2 separate regions of the Mus musculus genome follow, and region 1 is linked to region 2. Evidence: chromatin loops called from intact Hi-C (ENCODE). Cell type or tissue: heart. All regions are shown on one strand. Links, peaks and the distances in the headings refer to the core of each region. The heading gives the core; the rest is flanking DNA.

Region 1 (10,490 bases), core at 1,672-9,671, 130 kb before region 2:
CACAGTCTAGGATATATGAGACCAGTCTCATTTATCATTTTATTTATAAAGTAAAATAACCAAAACAGTGCAATTATGTGTAGTAGTTCCCCAGTAGGTAGCCCTTGTCTATCTTGTTCCTAACATGAAATGTATTCCTCATTCTGAGCATTATTTTTACTTCTCAAGTGTGTGATAAGCTCTTTGCAATTGCAGGTGTTACATCCTGGTTGGCTCCTTCATGCTTCTGTGCCAGCAGAATTAAGTCTTCCTGCACTGTATTCCTTTATCATCCAGCCAAAAAGGAGACACTCCCACAAGACAGAGGAGACTCTACTTGGGTGGGTATTGCCTTTCTACACTCTGAAATTTATCCTCTTTTCTCTTAGTATGAGCTATTAAGAACCAATTAACCAGTAGTGAGGTGGCTCTTCTCTACTTGTAGAAAGAGGAACTTAATGCATTGAAATGCCATTTCTGAGGGAAGCCTTAATTGTGGGGGAAAATTTCAATACTCTATGAAGGTCAGAACGGCTGTGTCCTCTTGTGAAAATTGTGCACTAGAGGGTGGATTGTCACACTGAAGACTATGGAGCCATTGATATGTGTTGCTCCAACAGAGGGGTGGTTCAGTTCTGGGTGCATGTTAGAGTCTCCTGAGAAATGCTGAAAAGATTCTAATAGTTTTCCTTTGAAGCCTGAGCTAATTAGTATAGAGTAGGGTACATTTCTTGGCATTTCCAAAATGTACCAGAAATGTAAGGATGGGCCATTAATGAGGAAAGGTGTGTGGGTGAAAAAGAGAGACAGACATGGTGAGAAGCTGAGGGATAGATGGAGCAAAAAGGACATTGATTTAGTTTTGTTCCTAACTACTGCGTTTAGACATGTGGGACCCTGCATTGCCTTTGAAAGCAGAACTTGGAATAAATTAGGTTTGATTGCAGCTAAGAGCATCGTATTACAGCCTTGGAAAAACAACTCAAATTGTCGCTTTGCGAATGGATGTTATCTTTAACTACAGCATCACTATGAGACAGCTTTATAAATTACAGGGTATAGTGGGTTATTTTGATGAGATTGTGGGTTCTCTATATTGCTTACTCAGACAGGGATAATAACAGAATACAACTGTGTATGTTTATAGTTTCAATTGAAGAAGCCCTTAAGGACGATCAAGACGAGATTAATGGTGATTGCATCTCCAGAGCATGTTTGTTCCATAACGAAGTTGGCACCACCTCAACTGCAGTTCATTGTCAAGGTGAGCAAGATTCTCTCTACAAGTAACAAGTTATCTACCCCTAACTGCAGCCCAGCTTGTGTGGCTGTTCTATCAACTTGATAAGATGAATTTGTTTAGCTCATTGAGTTGTTCAAATAATAAATACTTGGAACTCAAGTAGGATCGCAGTTGTGATAAAAGGCTCTCCATTGTTTTCCATCACAGATTAACATAATCTTGTTTTTCACAAGTCTAATTGGACACAAGAAGAACATTATTAAAATAGTGATACTGGCAACTTTTGGGAGAAGAATTAGTTTTCTTTAAGGAATTCCTAGTAAGTAGACATTTCTCCAGTAGAAGGCTCCCACGTTCTAGAGTATTTGAGCAGCACAGATTGGACTCTATGGGCTTTAAAATAAGTGAACAAATAAGTAAATAAACAGTAAAGCATTATATTGGGTTGGTAGGAAGGTAGTGGTGTGTGTGGGAAGATTTAGGGGAGGGATTAAATATGACCATTGTATGAATATATGATCATACATTGTATGAAATTCTTAAAGAATAAAAATATTACTTTAAAAATAAAAATGAAAACACCTTGTAATTACACCACACTGTTTTTCTTTTATAATAAATCTATCATTATAAAAAATAATAAAACTATTTCCTTTAGTAACTAATGGACTTATAACTGATGGGATCGATGCAGGAAAGCCGTTGGTTATTCATAGGAGACAATGAGGAAATAAAGTACAATAAAGTTTGAGCTGAACAAATTACTTTAGTATTTAATTTTCAACATTCAATGCTTTGTTTAATTTTTGTGGTTTGTTTAATGATAAGTTAATACACAGCATTAAAGCCAGCGACTGGTGAGCTAAAGAACAATGAACTGCAGTTACTATAATAAAGGCTGCAGATGGCATACTTAAAAAATGTTTAAAGGAGAACTGGAAAACTTACTTCCTAACCATGCAACTAAAACATGAATATGTTATGTATTAGTATATTTAGCAAGTTTTAGCACAACAATAAAGTCTATAACCCTATTAATCATGCTATAACAATATGAGGCTTAGTCCTGTGATGGCTAAAGAAACTTCACTTTATGATCGACATTCATCTTGGTACCAACTGGGCATATGTCTCTGACTCCAGTCCCTGGAAGATAAATTCCAGTACCCTTGACTCAGTGACCCTCCCAACCCAAAGTGTACAGCCATAGTTATCTATTCGTTATATTCAGACATTCAAGAACTATTTGGAAGTCACCCTGAGTACCTGATCTTGGCAGAGCAGAACAGCCTTGGCTTGTTTGTATAAATACTCAAGTTCTTTGTGGTTTTTACCTTTAAAAGCCCTTCCTTCAACCCCCTTCATATGACAATCTCTAATCTGGCTCCGTGATTGTTATCCTGCTACCAGCTCTAATAAACTTAACTAATTCTAATCCAGATTGAGCCAGTGATCTTTCCCCAGAGGCCATGAACTCCATAACAACATCAGAGAAAGAAGCCATGCATAGGGAAGTTGGCTGAGATGATGTTTAAGTTGCCATTACAACTGCAGTAACGAGCTCTTTATAAGCATAATACATGTAAATGACTGAGGAGAGCCTTAGCTTCTCCCTGGCCCCATCATTTCCTACACAAATATCCTATACAGACTTCAAACTCAGCATTTTTCAAATTGAAATTATTTTCTGCTGCTGGTCATTAAAGTGCTGGCTTCTGTTGACCTCAGCTAACAATATCATTCTCCAATCAAATTACATAATCTCCCTCCATTATTTACTTCTTTCCATCACCCTAACCCACTCACCCACTCCTTCAAAGATGCCTCCTACTTTTCTCTTGGGTCTCTTCCTCCACCCTTTAACTCATAGCCACAAGGTTACTTATGTGTTTGCCCATGTGATACCATGTAATGCCCATGTAGTGTGGGGAGCCGCACTCACATTTGCCATTACAAGATGGCGCTGACAGCTGTGTTCTAAGTAGTAAATAATCTGCACATGTGCAGGGGCAGTTTTCCCGCCATGTGCTCTGCCTTTCTCGTGATGACAACTGGGCCGATGGGCTGCAGCCAATCAGGGAGTGACACGTCCTAGGCGGAGGATAATTCTCCTTAAAAGGGACGGGGTTCTGGCACTCCTTCTCTTCGTCTCTTCGTCTCTTTCTCTTCGTCTTTTCCTCTGCTCTCTTCCTCTGCCTCTCTCCCTCTCTGCCCCTCTCTCTGCCTCTCTTTCTGCGTCTCTCTGCGTCTCTCTCTCTCTTCCTCTCTGCCTCTCTCTGCCGCGCTCTTCCTCTCTTGCTCCTGAGTAAGCAATAAAGCTTTGCCGCAGAAGATTCTGGTTTGTTGCATCTTTCCTGGCCGGTTGTGAACGCGGGTAAGAATGTAGAATGACAATCTTCTCCCAGAGGAGGGCTAAGCTGTTCCAGCGCTCATCCATTCTTAGGAACAAGGCACAGCTAAAACAACAAGGCACCAGCAAGGACAAAAATCCTGTCCTGAAATTGTCACCCCATTCCCACCATAGGAGCCATTTTTCCATCACATCAACAGATGACCCTCGTAAAAATAAAAACCGAACACTGACCACATCACTGTTTTGCCTAAGATTGTTCCACGGCTACTCAGCATATGTCTAACCAATTCATCCCAGTCTAAGATGTGGGGAATTCCACATTTTTTCTGTGCTACACATCTAATCTTTTTACACCTGATTTTTCTTTTTCTAAAATATCCTTACATACTTTCTGTTTTAATCATAAGCTGTTCTATCACAAACCCAAAGCATACACTTACATTGACATCTGACCAAGCTAGCATCCTTGGGAGGAATAAGACGTCCTCCCTGTTAGCACTGGCAGATACTTTCAGTGGGTAAATTACTTGGCAACAAGTATCAGTTACCTACTGTGTGCTGGAATATAAAATCAGAAAAGAGAGACGTTCATATTTTCATGGTGCTAATATTCAAATTCTGTGATACAGTTAGTCAATAAACAGAAAGAACAGTCCCTCTAGTGAGATGGGGACAGAGATCCAATCGGGACACTTGGAGCTGAGAATTGAAGGCACATGGAGCAAACGTGTCAGAAAATCATATTAGCTTAAACTATTCCTTTTTTGGTTTTACATTTACTTTCATGCCTTTGGTGTCCTTTAACTGTGACCCACCAAAAAGCAATGACCTCTTATTTGTTAGTGTAAATGAGGGTAGCACAGTGTCTGGCTTGCAGTAAGGAATCAATATACGTTCTATAAAAGAACTTAAGCAACAAAAGGAGTGTGTGAGGAAGGAAGGGAGAGAGGGAATGTATAAAGGACTGAAGAAGAGGAGGAAGGGATGGAGAGAAAATGAGGAAGACAGGAGTGGGAAGGAAAAGGACAACTTAACAAATCGGGAGATACAGGGAAGGGTGGGAGGGGAAAAGAATTTATGTTTTAGATGTTTCGGAAATAAACATAGAAACACTTTGGCTGAGTAAACATAATATTAATTATAGCCATTTGACCACTTACGTGAATTGTTGACCGTGTATGCATAATCTTATTAGTTTTCTACCACTATAACAAGGTTTGCCTCTAAATAATTTACCTTATGTTATAGCTGTCTACTCTGAGCAATTAATTCACTTCCTCTCTCCCTCTTCCTCTCCCTCCCCTTTCTCTGTTAGGAGTCAAATCCAGGACCTCCTTTATCAACAAATCCTTGTGAGAAATAGTTTCTGTTTGCTCATACTGGACAGATAGCTGCACCAACAAGATCCACATTGCCCAAAGTGCCCTCACTTACCTGTGTGAGCCGCCACCTCAAGGTGGAGCCAGTGGGCTAGGAAGTGATGGGGTTAGCTGAATTAATGCTTTCAGATAAACCCCTCACATATACTGCATTATATAAATTTTGGTGCCTACCTACTTAAGAAATTTAAACATAGCAAAAAAAAATTCTTACATGTTTCACTATTCCAAAAGCTATCTGACTAATTGGCCTTTCAACAATGAATATGAGAGCCTGTTGCAATTCTCATAGAGCAGACTGCTAAAAAGAAATAATAAATGCACCCCTTTGTTTTGGCACACAACTCCATCGTCAAGTAATTATATTTCTCTGAAAACAGTTAAAGTGAGCCAATGAGTGCTTTCAAGTCACATTTTTGTTTGGGTAAAACTTTCCATGAATACACAGTTGAAGTAGAGCTTGGCAGAAAATGGGCTGGAGCCTGAGTACAGGTGAGATGCTACTCTTTTCCCAAGAACCTTAAACTTACTTCACTTGATATCTGGGCTAAGTCAAGCCAGAAATAAAATAGTCTCATACAGCTCAACCCTTCAAGTTTAATCTGAAGCGTGTATCATAGAAAGGTGAGCAACTAAAGATGTGAAAGCCAAGAAAGCAGCAGCTTTCCAGTCACCTCTGAGGGAAACCAAGGGATTTGTTTATGTGACAGACATGACAGGGCTTCTGGATGCCGCTGAGAAGCACCCTTGGTTTCTCAGAGTGTGGCTACTAGAGTGTGCATAGATGAACCTGCTGACTACTGAAGTGTTTCTTGAACTTTGCACAAATGGGTTTGTACTGTATGCCTTGAGTGTCTTGCTTCCTTCATTCTATGTGATTTTGGTGAGATTCATGTGAATATTTTGTGTAGTTTCCCTGAGCTCATTTTCATCTTAGGAATATCTCACAGCTCATTATCTATTCTCTTATCAGTGGATATTTCATTTTTCTCATTTGTGAATAAACACATGCTCACCATGCAATACTTAGTTAAGAAAAAAACCAAAAGACAAAAACCATGGATTCTAGGGACTGGACTCAGCCCTTCATGTTCATAAGGCATGAATTTTACTGACTGAGCTATCTCCCCAGGTCAACCTTTTCTCATTATAAGTTAGTCAATCACCTCAGATATTTGGTAGAGGTGGGAAGCAAGCTAAAATGATATTTTATGGTCTTCTTTTCCTTTCTTTCATTGCTTTAGACCTTTATATAATAAGAACAGAAATAATGCTAGCGACATCTTTACCTAACCCTTGATCTTCTTCTCAAGGTACAATGAAAGCTTTAAACCTTTAATTATTGTGGTGGTTTGAATAAAAATGGCCTCCATAGGCTCATAGGGAGTGGCACTATCAGGAGATGTGGCTTTGTTGGAGGAAATATGTGTCACTGGGGGTGGGAGTGGGATTTGAGGTCTTATAAACTCAATCTAGGACTAATGTGTCTCTGTCTCTTCCTGCTGCCTATAGATCCAGATGTAGAACTCTTACTACCTCTCCAGCACCATGTCTGCCTGTGTGCTATCATGCTTTCTGCCATGACAATACCGGACTAAACCTCTGAACAAGTTAATTGTCAGTCCCAATTAAATGTTGTCCTGTGGTCATGGTATCTCTTCACAGTGATGGAAACCCTAACCAGGGCACTTATTACTTTAACATTTGTGATATATTTCTTGTCACAGAGTCCCAGATGATTTTTAATTTCTGGTCCCCAAATGAAGACTGATGGTTTGCTGTTTTCTTGTTATGTTTTTTATTTAGATTGCAGAGTAGTATTGGCTTCATAGAAAGCGCCCGGTGTTACTCTCTCTACTTCTAATTTTTTGAAGACATTGTGCAGAGTTGGTATTACTAATTCCTTAAATGACAGGTGCATTTTATGATTGAAATCATCTAGACCTAGTGAGTTTTAAATGATTTTAATATACATAAGGCAGTACATTTCTACTTCCTCTTTCTTTATCTTGGTGGTTTGTCTAGCCTTTTAAACATTTTCCATTTTGTCTGAGGATGTTTTGCATGGCCTAGGTGTATAGGTATATAAAATATATATATGTAAATAAAACCTCACTGAGAATGCATCATAAGCAAATTAATTTTAAAACAATTCTTTGGAATACATATAATTTTATCATTTGTTAAAGATGGAAGTAAATTTTCATTTTCATACTAGTAAGCTATGCTAATGAGTTTTACATAAGGGATTACATCATGGCTTTGTATTCAATGCTATAGGATAGAGAGCATCTTCAATGTTTGTTCAAAGATGATAAACATTGATTTTTTTTCCATTTTTTATTAGGTATTTAGCTCATTTACATTTCCAATGCTATACCAAAAGTCCCCTATACCCACCCACCCCCACTCCCCTACCCACCCACTCCCCCTTTTTGGCCCTGGCGTTCCCCTGTACTGGGGCATATAAAGTTTGCGTGTCCAATGGGCCTCTCTTTCCAGTGATGGCCGACTAGGCCATCTTTTGATACATATGCAGCTAGAGTCAAGAGCTCCGGGGTACTGGTTAGTTCATAATGTAAACATTGATTTTTATAATGCTTACTGCAGAGACTATGAATCACATAAATATGTAATATAATATAGCAAGAGTATGCTTAGAGATATTTCAGGAATTGTTGGAAATTCTGGCTAAACCCAAGTCAAAATTTATTTAATGATATCTTAATCTGAAATTCAAGTTAACATATAGCAATTTTTCCAATCATTTTCCTGCACTTAGTTACACAATCCTGCATTGAGTTATGTGAACCCATGGAATTTCAAACCACTAGTTTTGAAGCTGTAGTTTATGCCATTCTTATTATTTGTCCATTTTATCTATGTAGTTAGATAGTATTAAGGGGCTATTGTGATATTGGTAATTTTTGCCTTAACTTTTATTTTGGTTCATTTGTTTTGTACATTTGGTGACTTGTTTTTTAGTTTTATCTTTTCAGAGAATCAGTTTTTTGTTTCATTGATTTTCCTCTACTTTTATATTGTTTCAGTCTCTCTCTTTCTCTCTCTTTTTCTCCCTCTGTCTCTCTTTTTTCCTCTCTCTCTGTCTCTGTCTCTCTCTCTCTTGCTCTCTCTGTCTCTTCCTCCTAAAAAATTGTTCATTGATTTGGTTGGTTTTGAAACAATTTCTCACTGTATAATGAAGGTTGGTCTTGAATTTCTGGTTCTTTGGCCTCTGCTTCCTGGAAGTTGGAATTACAGGCTGTTCTACCATGCCTGGTCCAACTTGATATTTATTATTACTTGTTTTCTGCTTGATTTTGGGTTTTCTTCCTTTTCTCTTTTTTCAAACTTTCTTAATTTAGAAACCTAGACCATTGAGACATCTAAGGTTTCCAAATATAAGTATTTTATACAAATGAGTGCCTAAGAGGGATGGCTTTGGCACATCCCACAGATTTCAATGATTTTATTTTCATTCCATTTAAAATGCTTCAGGTCCCTTCTGACAGCCTCTTTGCCCATTTGGCATTTAGAAGTATGCTGACTCATTACAATATATTAGAACTATTCAGAGTCTTTGGTGCTTGTTTTAAGTTAAAGTCATTCATGAAAAATATGCTTAGTATGATTTCAATTTCAAAAAATTTTATGAGGATTTGTTTTATAGTGATTATGGAATATTTAGAAAATTTATGTTAGCAAAAATGTGCTCTATCAAAAGATTCCACAGAGCTTTCTTGCCTGTGTATGAACTAGACACCAATCAGAGGCTGAATGTTGCTCCCTTGATATTTGACTTGAGACTATGGTACTATGAAAAATAAATTTCTGTTGTTTACAAAGTAAAAACCATTTAAATCATTAAATGGAAGTACTACTTACATATAAAATAGAATTTGTTACTATAAAGAACTTGACTCTTGGGAGGCAGAGGCAGAGGCAGAGGCAGAGGCAGAGGCAGAGGCAGAGGCAGAGGCAGAGGCAGAGGCAGAGGCAGAGGCAGAGGCAGAGGCAGAGGCAGAGGCAGAGGCAGAGGCAGAGGCAGAGGCAGAGGCAGAGGCAGAGGCAGAGGCAGAGGCAGAGGCAGGCAGATCTATCTCTGTGAATTCAAGGTCAGCTTGGTCTATATAACAAAATCCAGGATAGCCAAGACTACATAGAGAGACCCTGTCTCAAAATACCCAACCCAACCCAACTCAACCCAACCCAAACCAAACCTAACCAAACAGAACTTGAATGTAAAATCTTTAAAAAAATCATTCCCTATGGATAAATAAGAGTTCAATATGCATTTTCAATGTACTCTATATAAGTAACCATATATAAATGTATATGTATATACATACATATATATGTTTATGTGAAGATGCATATAATACAAAGAGAAGAAAATAATACTATGAAGATGCTTTGTAATCTTCTATATAAGAAAGGCAAATTAGTGGCTGACACTAATAGTATTCTTCTTCAGACAAATCCATAGAAGTGTAACTGCTTTTGAAGGGTGAGCACCTTTAAAAAGGTTCTTAATGCATTCATCCCACTGTCCAACAAAGGCTTTTGATTTGGTCTTTTAGTTCATTACTACCATTGTACAGTGTGATAACATGGCATTTTGAAATCATTTTATGAAATCTTTCAAGATATGCCGCTGCTGAAGCTTACATGTCACACAGCATGCTGAGCAAGGTTCCAGCCCAGACCTCAGAGGGGGAACGTGTCATATCTGTAAACAAATCCTAGGAAGATGATAGCAGATACCAACAAAGCCAAAATGGGAATCCAGTTCTCCACTGATCTCCCTTGGAGTGTGTTGATCAATCTAGAAATCAGTGAACTGGTTAGGGACAGTGGGCCTCCAGGCACTCAGTTCTTTACCCAGGAAACAAAACTGCTTTCTGTAGGTGTGGATATTGTAGAGATGAAAATATTTTTTAGCAACAAACTGCCTATAAATATGTATTTCTACATGTACTCTTACATGTGTAGGAGGAATCCTGCTTTTCCCCACAAATACTTCCTAACTTAATGAAAAAGTCTACTTGATAAGAACAAAATAAAGATACAAGATTTAAGAACCTTTTTTTTTTCTTTTATAGAGCTCTTAAATCCCAATGACAATGTGCAGGGAGTTGGTAAAAAATGCCATGAAGAGTCCTTTAAGATTTTTTTTTTGTATTTTTTATTAGATATTTTCTTTATTTACATTTCAAATGTTATCCCCTTTACTAGTTTCCCCTCTGAAAACCCCCTATCCATTCCCCCTTCCCCTTGCTCACCAACCCACCCACTCCTGCTTCCTGACTCTGACATTCACCTATACTGGGGCAAGAACCCAGGGCCTCTCCTCCCATTGATGTCCGACTAGGCCATCCTCTGCTACTTATGCAGCTAGAGCCATGACTCCCACCTTGTGTTTTCTTTGTTTGGTGGTTTAGTCTCAGGGACCCTAGGGGGTATTGGTTAGTTCATATTGATGTTCCTCCTATAGGGCTGCAAACCCCTTCAGCTCCTTGGGTACTTCCTCTAGCTC
Region 2 (10,490 bases), core at 1,044-9,043:
CACTGGCACTTCTCGAGAACCAAAGTGTCAGAAGTAGGTGCTATTCTTTTCCTCTTCTTTTCTACCAGCAATAATCGCACCTTGGATAAACCTCATTGGCTACAATACTGCCACTGTGCAAAGCTTTCTCTTCTTTTTGGATTGGAATATATTTTATACCTATTTCTGAGGCACAGTGAAGTGTTTTAATTTGTGTATGCATTGGGTAGATATCACATCAGATACACTGATCTGCCACCTTATATTTTACTATTTCTTGATGGTGAACATACTTAAATTCTTCTCTTCTAGAAGTGGGAAGAGTTCTTCTTTTGATAGAGCCTGCACAGAGCAAGGGGGTGGGGTTCATTATGAACCTTCAGCTGATGATAGAATATCACTATAGAACCCAGTCTCAAACAGCCTACCTAAAGAAAACAGGACAAGGACAAACACATGGGTCAAATAAAATAAAATAAAATAAAATAAAATAAAATAAAATAAAATAAAATAAAAGGCTCCTGCTCACTATCTGCACTCAACGATGGACTGGAAGGGTTTTAGAAGTTACTGATGGATCTTTCAGAGAAGGGTTGGACTCTCAAAAGCGAGGCTGACCTGCAGCAAGGCTGTGGTGAGAAGTGACCCAGACCTCTTTTGACAAACAGGGAGATTTACATCAACAGAGAAGTACTCCACATCCCATTTCATCCTACATCACAGCCCTCCCTTTAACCATATAACTCCTAACTTTATTTCCACTAATGTTTGATGATGCTGAGGCATTCAACTCCCCAGTCTTCTTATCTTTTCCCCAACTGTCCCTAATTGTGATTATCTCCTGTCTTCTCTGCTTCTGCTAGCTTTAAGCTCCATGTTCCCTTAATATAATTGCTTTGCCATGTTATTTTTTATTAAATCTGCTGGATAACCTTCTCCAACTCTGATTAAACCCTCTTTACTTGTTCTGAGCCTTTGCTGTGTCAATGAAGAAGACAGTATTGGCTACTCTGCATTTGAAACACAGATGATCCCAATACCCTGCTAGCTCATCTACTCATCTGTTTGTCTTAACGTTTCACGTTTTCTCATCAACAACCTCTATTGGCTCTTCTCCACTCTTACGCAGCTGATGGTTTTGCTTTCACCCAGGAGAAAACTAAAGCAATCAGAAGAGATTTTCAAAACACTTTTTGCCATTTCAGTGATCCAGAGCCTAATTCACATCTTTGACCTCTGTATATTCCTTTAAAAATAATGTAATTGCTGTATTCTCTCTCTCTCCAACATCACTAATTTGTGTCTCTTAAGTCATTTGTCTTGGCCTGCAAATGTGCTATTTACTTCAAGCTCATCTTTACCTACTGCCTTCATTTTTTCTGTTCCCTTTGCACAAAATAATCCTTGAAGAACCTATATTTACAGTTTCCAGTTTCCTCTGTTAAGTGTCTTTTATATGTAGTCTAGTGCATGTGATTGCATCCACCATCTCTTGTCTACAGTCTCATCAAGTCTCCATGGCCTTCCTTTGTCATGCGCACAGTCAGTTGTCAGCTTCATTATACTTGTCATTTTGAAGCACCAGGCTCCTCTAACCATTCCTCCTGAAGCATCATTGGTTTCTGCTGTATTTCACTCTCCTAAGTTACCCCCTACCTCCCCTGGAAGTGTGTGTTGGTCTCCTTGAATGGTTTCTATTTTTCCACCCAACCTCTAAATGTCATAGTGCTCCTGGGTTCTGTCCTTGTACCTCACCTCTTCTCTATATACACTTACTCTTTGGAGATTTCAACCAATCTCAGGCATTATACACTATTTAAATGCTAGAAAATCCCAAATGCTTCTCCAATCAGGCATCTTGGAACTCCAAACTTATTCTGCTTCTCCAACATACCAAGTATATCTAAAATGGTCTCCATCATTGATGCTTCCCACACTTCTGCTCATGACAACTTAAGCTTAGTCAAACCCTAAAACATAACCATAACTTTTGTTCTAACTTTTCTTACCAGTAACACATATAGTACACCAGGAGACTCTACTGGTTCTAACATCAAATGTGCCAGAGTCTGAACACTTACTTCCACCTCCAATGCTGTCTCTCCAGCCACCATCACCTCTCACCTAGGTTACCAAAATAATGCACTGGTGTGATTAATACTTTTGAAAAGCAAGCCAAGTTATCTTATTCCTCTTTCAAGACTCAAGCAAAGCTATCCATGCCATTCAGAGAGCATTACAAAAGACTGACAAGAGCCTATAAGGTCTTTTTTTTTTCTCCCAATTCCCTCTCCCCAGGAACTTCTCTCCATCTACTCTTCCAGTTGTTGTTCACTAGACTCTATTGTACAAGGCCTTCTTCCTGCTCATGTCACCCAGGTACATATCACTGGATGATAGCACTACCTGGAATGTCTCCCTCCTGATGTGCACATGGTTAATTCCTTCATATTTTCCACATCCTTGCTAAATGCTCCTATTTAGCATGGTGACACTACTTTGCCTCCCATAATTTTTACTCTTTTATCCTGTTTTCAGTCTTTAAAAAATCACCTTGACATATACAGGAATATTTATATGGTTATGTTCTGGTTCCTCCTCCATGAGAATTAAAATTCCAAAAATGAAAACTCTTTCTCATGTCTTTTTCAGACACATTCCTTACAGGAAAGAATTTCTCAATTAACAACTGATGAGGCAATGAGTCTTTCTCTACCTGGTCTCAGATAACTCAAGGTTACCCAGTATATTTTGGTCAGCCTTTACCCTGTTCTGCATATGCACATGCCTGTGTGTGTTTGTGTGTTTGATAAACTGCTCATTAAATCAAACTGTTATAATGGATCAGTGGCTCATAAAATACCTTAATTTTTAAATATTTGATTACATTTCTTTATTTCTTCAGCCTATCAGAGTTTGTTCTGGATGAGATACAAGTTGACAAATAGGATAGATTAACAAGCGGATCGATCTTGACATACTTTCACAAAACGGAGTATCCATCCATCTTCAAAGGGCAAACAGCATAGATCTCTAGAGAGTACCCCGTCCTGCAGATCTCACATGGGATGAGTCAGGAAGGGGGGAAGTAACCTCGTCTTCTCATATCTGCTATCCTTGCTGTAGCCTTTTCCTAAATAGATTCCTCCAGACTTGCCACAAGCTGTTGCTCAGTCCTGGTAGCAGCTAAATCAATTGACCATATTGTACTGGTTTGCTTCAATGTGTTTGTTTACTAGTTAAAGCCTGCATCAAGGGCAGGATTATTTCATGGTGTTTGGTTTCCTGGCCCTCTTCCAGCTCTCTCTCTCTCTCTCTCTCTCTCTCTCTCTCTCTCTCTCTCTCTCTCTCTCTCTCTCTCCCCACCCCCTCTCTGTATGTAAAATGACAATGGCTCTCTTGGTCTGAAATAGTGTACATACATTCTGAGAATTAATTTGACTACCCTGAGCTCTCTGTTCTGAGACTTGCTGTCTTTATAGTTTGAACCATGTGTCCTGAATTTAGGCAAATGCCCACCACTAATAACATGCCCAAAGCATTTTTATCCCTTTTCTGCTTCCAGTTACAGCCCGTTTTTGCCCTGTTATTGTCTTGCAAATGGAACATGTGCAGCTCTTTGTGCAAGTACAAAAATAAAATATGAACATGTTCTTATCTAAAATGCCACTTTCCCAGTATTCTTTCTGGGTTGCTCTTCATTAACCGAAGTACCATTGTCACGAAAATTATAATACCCTGCAATTTTAGAAAGAAGTTCTACATTCTCTTGACCACCCAAATGCCTGGTTTCTAGTTAAAATATTCAGAGGTGACATTCAAGTAATTTCTACAAGATCTAGTGAAGATTACAGTTCACATATCTAGGGTTAAAGAAGTCACCTAGTGCCAATAGGATAAAGAAAGAAAGAAAAAAAAAAAGAAAAAGAAAAACAACTACAAAAACTGAGCGTGTAGTAAAAAGATTTCAAAGAATGTTCCACAGCATGTGATTTTCCTTCCAGAAACTCTAACACTATATAATTACTTTTGTAAGGAAAATGAATAATGTAAGCGTCTACTGCTAGAAACAACTAGGCAGAAACATCTGAAGTAGATAGGCCTTTCTTGAGAGCAGATGAAATATTAAGCTGGAAAATATCTGTAGAATGGCCCACAGGACAGTGCTCTTGGTTTATTATTCAATGGAGAGACAGCACAGCCCTGGATGAAGTTACATTGGAAATGAAGTGCTTTCTCATCTATGTGTCAAGATTTGTGTGGGTCTTCTGCTTCACACAGAGCCTGTGATATTGATGGCATCCCAAACTGTCAAGGATAAATACCAATCAGGATGCATCTAAGGAGCGTCTGGTTAAAAATAACACCAGTTAAGAGCCTTCTTTTGCAACAGAAATGCTGTGATAAAGAAAACTGAAATTCCACCTGCATGGAAATTAAAGCATAGCTACTCTCCTAGTTCAGATTAAGGAATCAAACAAACGAACAAACAACAACAAACCAAAAAAATAAAAAAAATAATAAAAAAACCAAACCAAACAGGCTTCACTTTGGTGCTTAGCAGAACTAATCCTAGCAGATACAGTGGGGGGTTTGTGTGTCAGGGAAACAGAATGTGGAGACTAGAAACATAGAGACCCTCACTGCATCCCCAGCAACACGGTGTGTGTGTGTGTGTGTGTGTGTGTGTGTGTGTGTGTGTGTGTGTGTGTGTGTGTGTGTGTGTAGGAAGCGGTAGTGGATGAAACTGCTTCCAAAACCTGAGAGCAACTATGCAGACTGGCGTAATCTAGCCAGAATAAAGCTGAAATCCAGCAGCTCAGAGGTGGCCGCGTTGTGTGGAGGGTGTAGGTAGCTCCGCAATTCAGCCACTTAAGCAGGTTCTTTTCACTGCTCAGGGGGTAGAGAACCTTCTAAGGATGTTTTATCATGAACAATTATCGTGCTGGCAACATTTCAACAACCCCTGGTGAACAAGCTGACCCACCCAGCCAGTCTAACCTCAACCAACTAATGTCCCCCACAGTCTTCATCCCCAGCGTGGGGTAAGCACCCTGACACAGAGTCAAGCTTTCTGAGTGGGTATCCCAAGGGCTGATGGTCAGCTAGTGGAACAGCCATGTTAGCATCCTCCAGGCATAAATCAGCCTCCGGTAGGCTGACCGACGACAATCAGGAGCGCTTGCCCTGTCCTCTACACGCCTCTACCTCCAAGACTGAGACTGTCCCCAAACTCCTGGGTTCAAGCGCCCAGCCCCAATGGCTGCCTCGAGGTTCAGCACCGAGGACAGCGGACATCGGACATACTTTACTCCCTGAGGTCCTGGAGGCCAGGGCAGTGTTTGTGAGGGAGCAGACAATGCTGCAGGTGTCCCACCGCGCGCCTTCTGGCACCGCACCCCTGCCCCCTGTCTCCCTGTGCCCCTGTGCTCCTGAGCTCCCATCTCCCACCCGCAGTTCGCTCAGGACCGCCTCGCGGCGTCTTACTTTTCTGGCTGGAGTAACCCGGGTAATAGCCATAGTAGCCAGTAATCCGCAGGATCCGGTCCTCGATGGTGGCCACCCCGTTGGGGGCCGCCTTGACATCCATAGAGAACGCGGGGCGGCGGCTCCCGGAGCCGCGGGGCGTAGAGCAAAGCGCGGGGCCCGGGAGCTACTGCAGGTACCGCCGCCGCCGCCGCCGCCGCTGGTGCTGATGTTGCAGCTCGTGCTCCCGCGCCCCAGCTCTGATTCCACCGCTGGGCGCAGCTCTGGCTTCGCATCACAGCGGCGGCGGCAACGGCAGCGGCAGCGGAGCGGCCCCCACTCTGGCCGGCCTTTCTGTCAGCCTGGCAGCTCACCCGCCCGCCACCAGCTCACTGCTGCCCGAACAGCGCCCCCTCACCTCCGACGCCCACCCAGGTCTGGGACGCTTGTGGGCGCCCCACCTGGTCTCTGACTTTCACCGTTAACCCTTGTGCCAAAAGTAGACACCCCCAAGCCCACTTGAGGGAAGGACGGTGGCTAGATGCTCAAGGTGAACTGCTGTGGGTGGGAGACACTCACACAGAACTAGGGGTTAGCAATTCAAAAGATGCACACTGCAGTTTAGCACTTCTACCCTGCATTCGTTCCAGGCTCCTGCCCATTCCACCTTGGGTGTATGGATATGGAAAGCATTCACAGGCATTACTCGTTGCAACTTGTCTAGACATCCAAGGATCCTTTTTCTCCTTTTACCAACTGAGAAGGAGGAGGAGGAGGAAGAGGAGGAGGAGGGGAGGAGGAGGAGGAGGAAGAGGAGGAGGAGGAGGAGGAGGAGGAGGAGGAGGAGGAGGAGGAGGAGAAGAAGAAGAAGAAGAAGAAGAAGAAGAAGAAGAAGAAGAAGAAGAAGGAAGAAGAAGAAGAAGAAGAAGAAGAAGAAGGAGGAGAAGAGGAAGAAGAAGAGGAGAAGAAGAAGAAGAAGAAGAAGAAGAAGAAGAAGAAGAAGAAGAAGAAGAAGAAGAAGAAGAAGAAGAAGAAGAAGAAGAAGAAGAAGAAGAAGAATCTCGATCAGGTGGTGTGTGGATTATAATTACCCTAGTGAATGCAGAGATTTTAAGAGTTTAAGTCCTGTGTCTGATAGTCTACATGGGACCCCTACCTTCCAATAAACACAACAAAGGGTAGGACCATACATCTGAGCACAGCATATTCATTTGTCTAATTCTAAATATCCCACAATCTAAGAAAAAATATTTTCTTCTTTATTGTAAAACACATAAGAAGTAAGGGCTTTCAAACTGTATCTGAGCATACGAGCTATTGCCAAAGTCCAAAGACCAAAGAGAAACACTTTTTTTTCCTTTTGTTTTTTGTTTTGTTTTGTTTTTTGTTTTTTTTGTTTTGTTTTGTTTTTGTTTTTGTTTTTTTTTGTTTTTTTGTTTTTTTTTTCTGGAGACAGGGTTTCTCTGTGTAGCCCTGGCTGTCCTGGAACTCTCTCTGTAGACCAAGCTGGCCTCAAACTCAGAAATCAGCCTGCCTCTGTCTCCCAAGTGCTGGGATTAAAGCGTCACCACTGCCCGGCTACAGAAAGACTTATTATCTATGCAGAACATTCTAGAAGCTCTGTGATCAGGGTGAGCAGCCTTCACACCAATATGGCCCTTCTGAGTTGATGAGAAGTCCTAGAGTTAGCTGAATGCAAGGAGCAAAGGCTACCTTGTTCATAGATTTCAGTCCCTGTCTCTTAAGAAGTAATCCTCCAATCTCCATCGCAGAAGGGAAAATGAGAGGAGAGGGAAGGCCTTTATCAGCTGAGTAGAGGTCAGCTCCACCTTTCCTCAAGAAGTGTTTGACTTCCTGCCGATATTCACATTTCTAAAATTCATGAGGTGTGGGGGAGCAGAAATCAAGGTTGGTTTCTCAGTCCCTGCCCAAGGCTGCCCAGCATTTTTTCATTGTGTTATGGGCCCTTAAGAGAAAAAAAAAAAAAAAAAAAAAAGAAAAGAAAAGAAAAAAGGCAAGCTTTTGTCCTAAGATGAAATGGGCTTAAGTGGATAAAAATGCAGTATTAAATTTCACAGCGTGTTGATCATCTTTATTCAGACACAAAGCTCTACAAGGCATCTCGAGAAGAGACTGAATTTCATATGGTTGTGGCTGTGAACAGAGTCCTTAAAGAAACCAATTTCCAGCTGCACCCACCTGTTTACTGTTAGAGGCGAGAAAGGAGCTAATACACCAGACAGAGCCAAAGGGCTCTGTGACACTGAAGCAATGGGGGGAAAAGCTAAATATGTAAAGCTAAAAAGGAAGGATTATGTCCATCCCCACCCCAAAGTAATCTGTAGCTTGTTTGTGTTCGTCTTACTACTTGAATAGCAAATCATATATAGAATCCATTCATTGCACACAGAAAGGTATGTCAGTCACATTCATTTAAGATATTCCCTTTGTTTTCACATTTCTATAAAACATAAATTTCCCATATTTCATCTAGTATATATGTTATAACAGCACACACTAACATGTACATTTAATAAAAGAGAAATTGAGACATAAAAAGGCATCAAAAGTAACAGACATGTTAATATATAGAACTTGAAAGGAAACTGATTTTGTTCTATTAGTGCTTATAGTATTTATAGTCTGACTTAGAAATAAACTTTTAAATAGGAGAACAACTACAGATGTCTTTAATTATCTGTAAAAGGACAACTGAAATAATTAACAACAAGTTTGTTCAATGGAGGGAACTGAAAGTCATACACACACACACACACATACTGCTAGTAATAAGGTCTCACTTGCTTACAAATATAATAGTGGCTTTTAGCTTTCAGATATTCTTCTGGGCATTCTTTTAAAATTATAGAAATTATATGGAGGGAGGAATTTTAAAGCATTTTATTTGCTTGTGTGCTAAATCACTTTCCATAAGCAAAACAGATATTCATTTTTACAAAATTGCCCAAATCTCTTCTGAAAGAATTACAGACAGTTGTAATTCAACAAATGAAGATCAAAATACCTCATATTTCTCATGCTTATCCTTCACATAGCTTCTCTAGTCATTATAAATCATTATTCAATTTAAAAAATTCTCAACACCTTTTACAAAGATTTTTAAAATTATGTAAACATATGTGGAGGTGGGTATGTGTGAGTGAGAGTGCAGGTGGGGCCAGAGGTCAAAAAGCAGTATCTGATTGCATGAAACAGGAATTATAGTTGCAAACTTCTGACACAAAATCTTAGTCCTTTAGAAGAGCAGAAAATGCTTTTAATCATGGAGCTGTCTCTCTAGCTCCTGTCTGCTACATATTAGTCACATCTTCAAGGCACTTAACTGTGATTCTGAGTTTTGATATCTGGGACATATTTAATTTAGTGATCTGGTAGCTTAGATATGTATGCTAATTGGCTATAAAAAGCTATCTATGTTAGTAAAATTTATCAGATCATCTGGAAAGTAGTTCATGTGATCACGCACAATCACATGTGTACAAACACTGCACAGTAGTTAATGTGATGGGTATATCACACAATCACATGTACACATGCACTGATAAAAGGGGTGCAAATTGCTCCTCACTTTACTGAGAAATTGATGTAGTGTGACTTTTTTCTTTAGCTAAAAGTAAGTACTGTTCAGAGAGCCAAAATTGTTGAAGCTGTTCTTTCTGAGAAAAAAAAACCAACAACACTCTTTTAAACAATACTATGGGCTATTCACACAGTTGACCCCAAACAACTTAGATAATGTTAATTTTTTTTTTAATTTTGTTTTTTAATAGGTATTTATTGCATTTACATTTCCAATGCTATCCCAAAAGTCCCCCACCCGCTCCCCCACCCACTACCCCACCCATCCACTCCCACTTCTTGGCCCTGGCGTTCCCCTGTACTGAGGCAGATAAAGTTTGCACAACCAATGGGCCTCTCTTTCCACTGATGGCCAACTACGCCATCTTCTGATACATATGCAGCTAGAGACACAAGCTCTGGGAGTACTGGGTAGTTCATATGGTTGTTCCACCTATAGGGTTGCAGACCCCTTTAGCTCCTTGGCTACTTTCTCTAGCTCCTCCATTGGGAGCCCTGTGATCCATCCAATAGCTGACTGTGAGCATCCACTTCTGTGTTTGCTAGGCCCCAGCATAGTCTCACAAGAGACAGCTATATCTGGGTCCTTTCAGCAAAATCTTGCTAGTGTATGCAATGGTGTCAGCGTTTGTAGGCTGATTATGGGATGGATCCCGGATATGGCAGTCTCTAGACGGTCCATCCTTTTGTCTCAGCTCCAAACTTTGTCTCTGTAACTCCTTCCATGGGGGTTTTGCTCACAATTCTAAGAAGGGGCAAAGTGTCCACACTTTGGTCTTCGTTCTTCTTGAGTTTCACGGGTTTAGCAAATTGTATCTTATATCTTGGGTATTCTACGTTTCTGGGCTAATATCCACTTATCAGTGAGTACATATTGTGTGAGTTCTTTTGTGATTGGGTTACCTCACATGGGATGATGCTCTCCAGGTCCATCCATTTGCCTAGGAATTTCATAAATTCATTCTTTTTAACAGCTGAGTAGTACTCCATTGTGTAAATGTACCACATTTTTGTATCCATTCCTCTGTTGAGGGGCATCTGGGTTCTTTCCAGCTTCTGGCTATTACAAATAAAGCTGCTATGAACATAGTGGAGCATGTGTCCTTCTAACCAGGTGGAACATCTTCTGGATATATGCCCAAGAGAGGTATTGCAGGATCCTCCGGTAGTACTATGTCCAATTTTCTGAGGAACCATCAGACTGATTTCCAGAGTGGTTGTACAAGCTTGCAATCCCACCAACAATGGAGGAGTGTTCCTCTTTCTCCACATCCTCGCCAGCATCTGCTTTCACCTGAATTTTTGATCTTAGCCATTCTGACTGGTGTGAGGTGGAATCTCAGGGTTGTTTTGATTTGCATTTCCCTGAAGATTAAGGATGTTGAACATTTTTTCAGATGCTTCTCAGCCATTTGGTATTCCTCAGGTGAGAATTCTCTGTTTAG

Evidence for each region. Peaks named below come from ENCODE experiments on the same cell type or tissue, not always from the same donor. Only the 100,000 strongest peaks of a DNase experiment are listed, where the experiment ranks them.
Region 1: it touches region 2 in a loop (4-fold over the local background); 2 of 42 quality-filtered maps call a loop at or near these places.

What each region holds. Positions count from the first base shown.
Region 1 is chr14:49,387,657-49,398,146 of GRCm38, forward strand. All of the region lies in intron 1 of Slc35f4 (solute carrier family 35, member F4), which reads right to left. Gm52146 (a long non-coding RNA gene) reads left to right here. Exons shown (of 3, transcript XR_003951216.1): 2 at 196-320; 3 at 1,127-1,280. Among named protein-coding and RNA genes, the nearest start is that of Gm52146, 6.8 kb to the left of the region's middle. In heart, for the core only: a CTCF peak has its summit at 5,031 (motif pointing right); no DNase peak of the experiment used is centred there.
Region 2 is chr14:49,520,045-49,530,534 of GRCm38, forward strand. Slc35f4 (solute carrier family 35, member F4) reads right to left here and starts at 5,793. Exons shown (of 8, transcript NM_029238.2): 1 at 5,467-5,793. The coding sequence starts at 5,569. It also overlaps the pseudogene Gm22116. In heart, for the core only: no CTCF peak of the experiment used is centred there; a DNase peak (open chromatin) is centred at 5,307; H3K4me3 peaks cover 889 bases; H3K27me3 peaks cover 1,255 bases.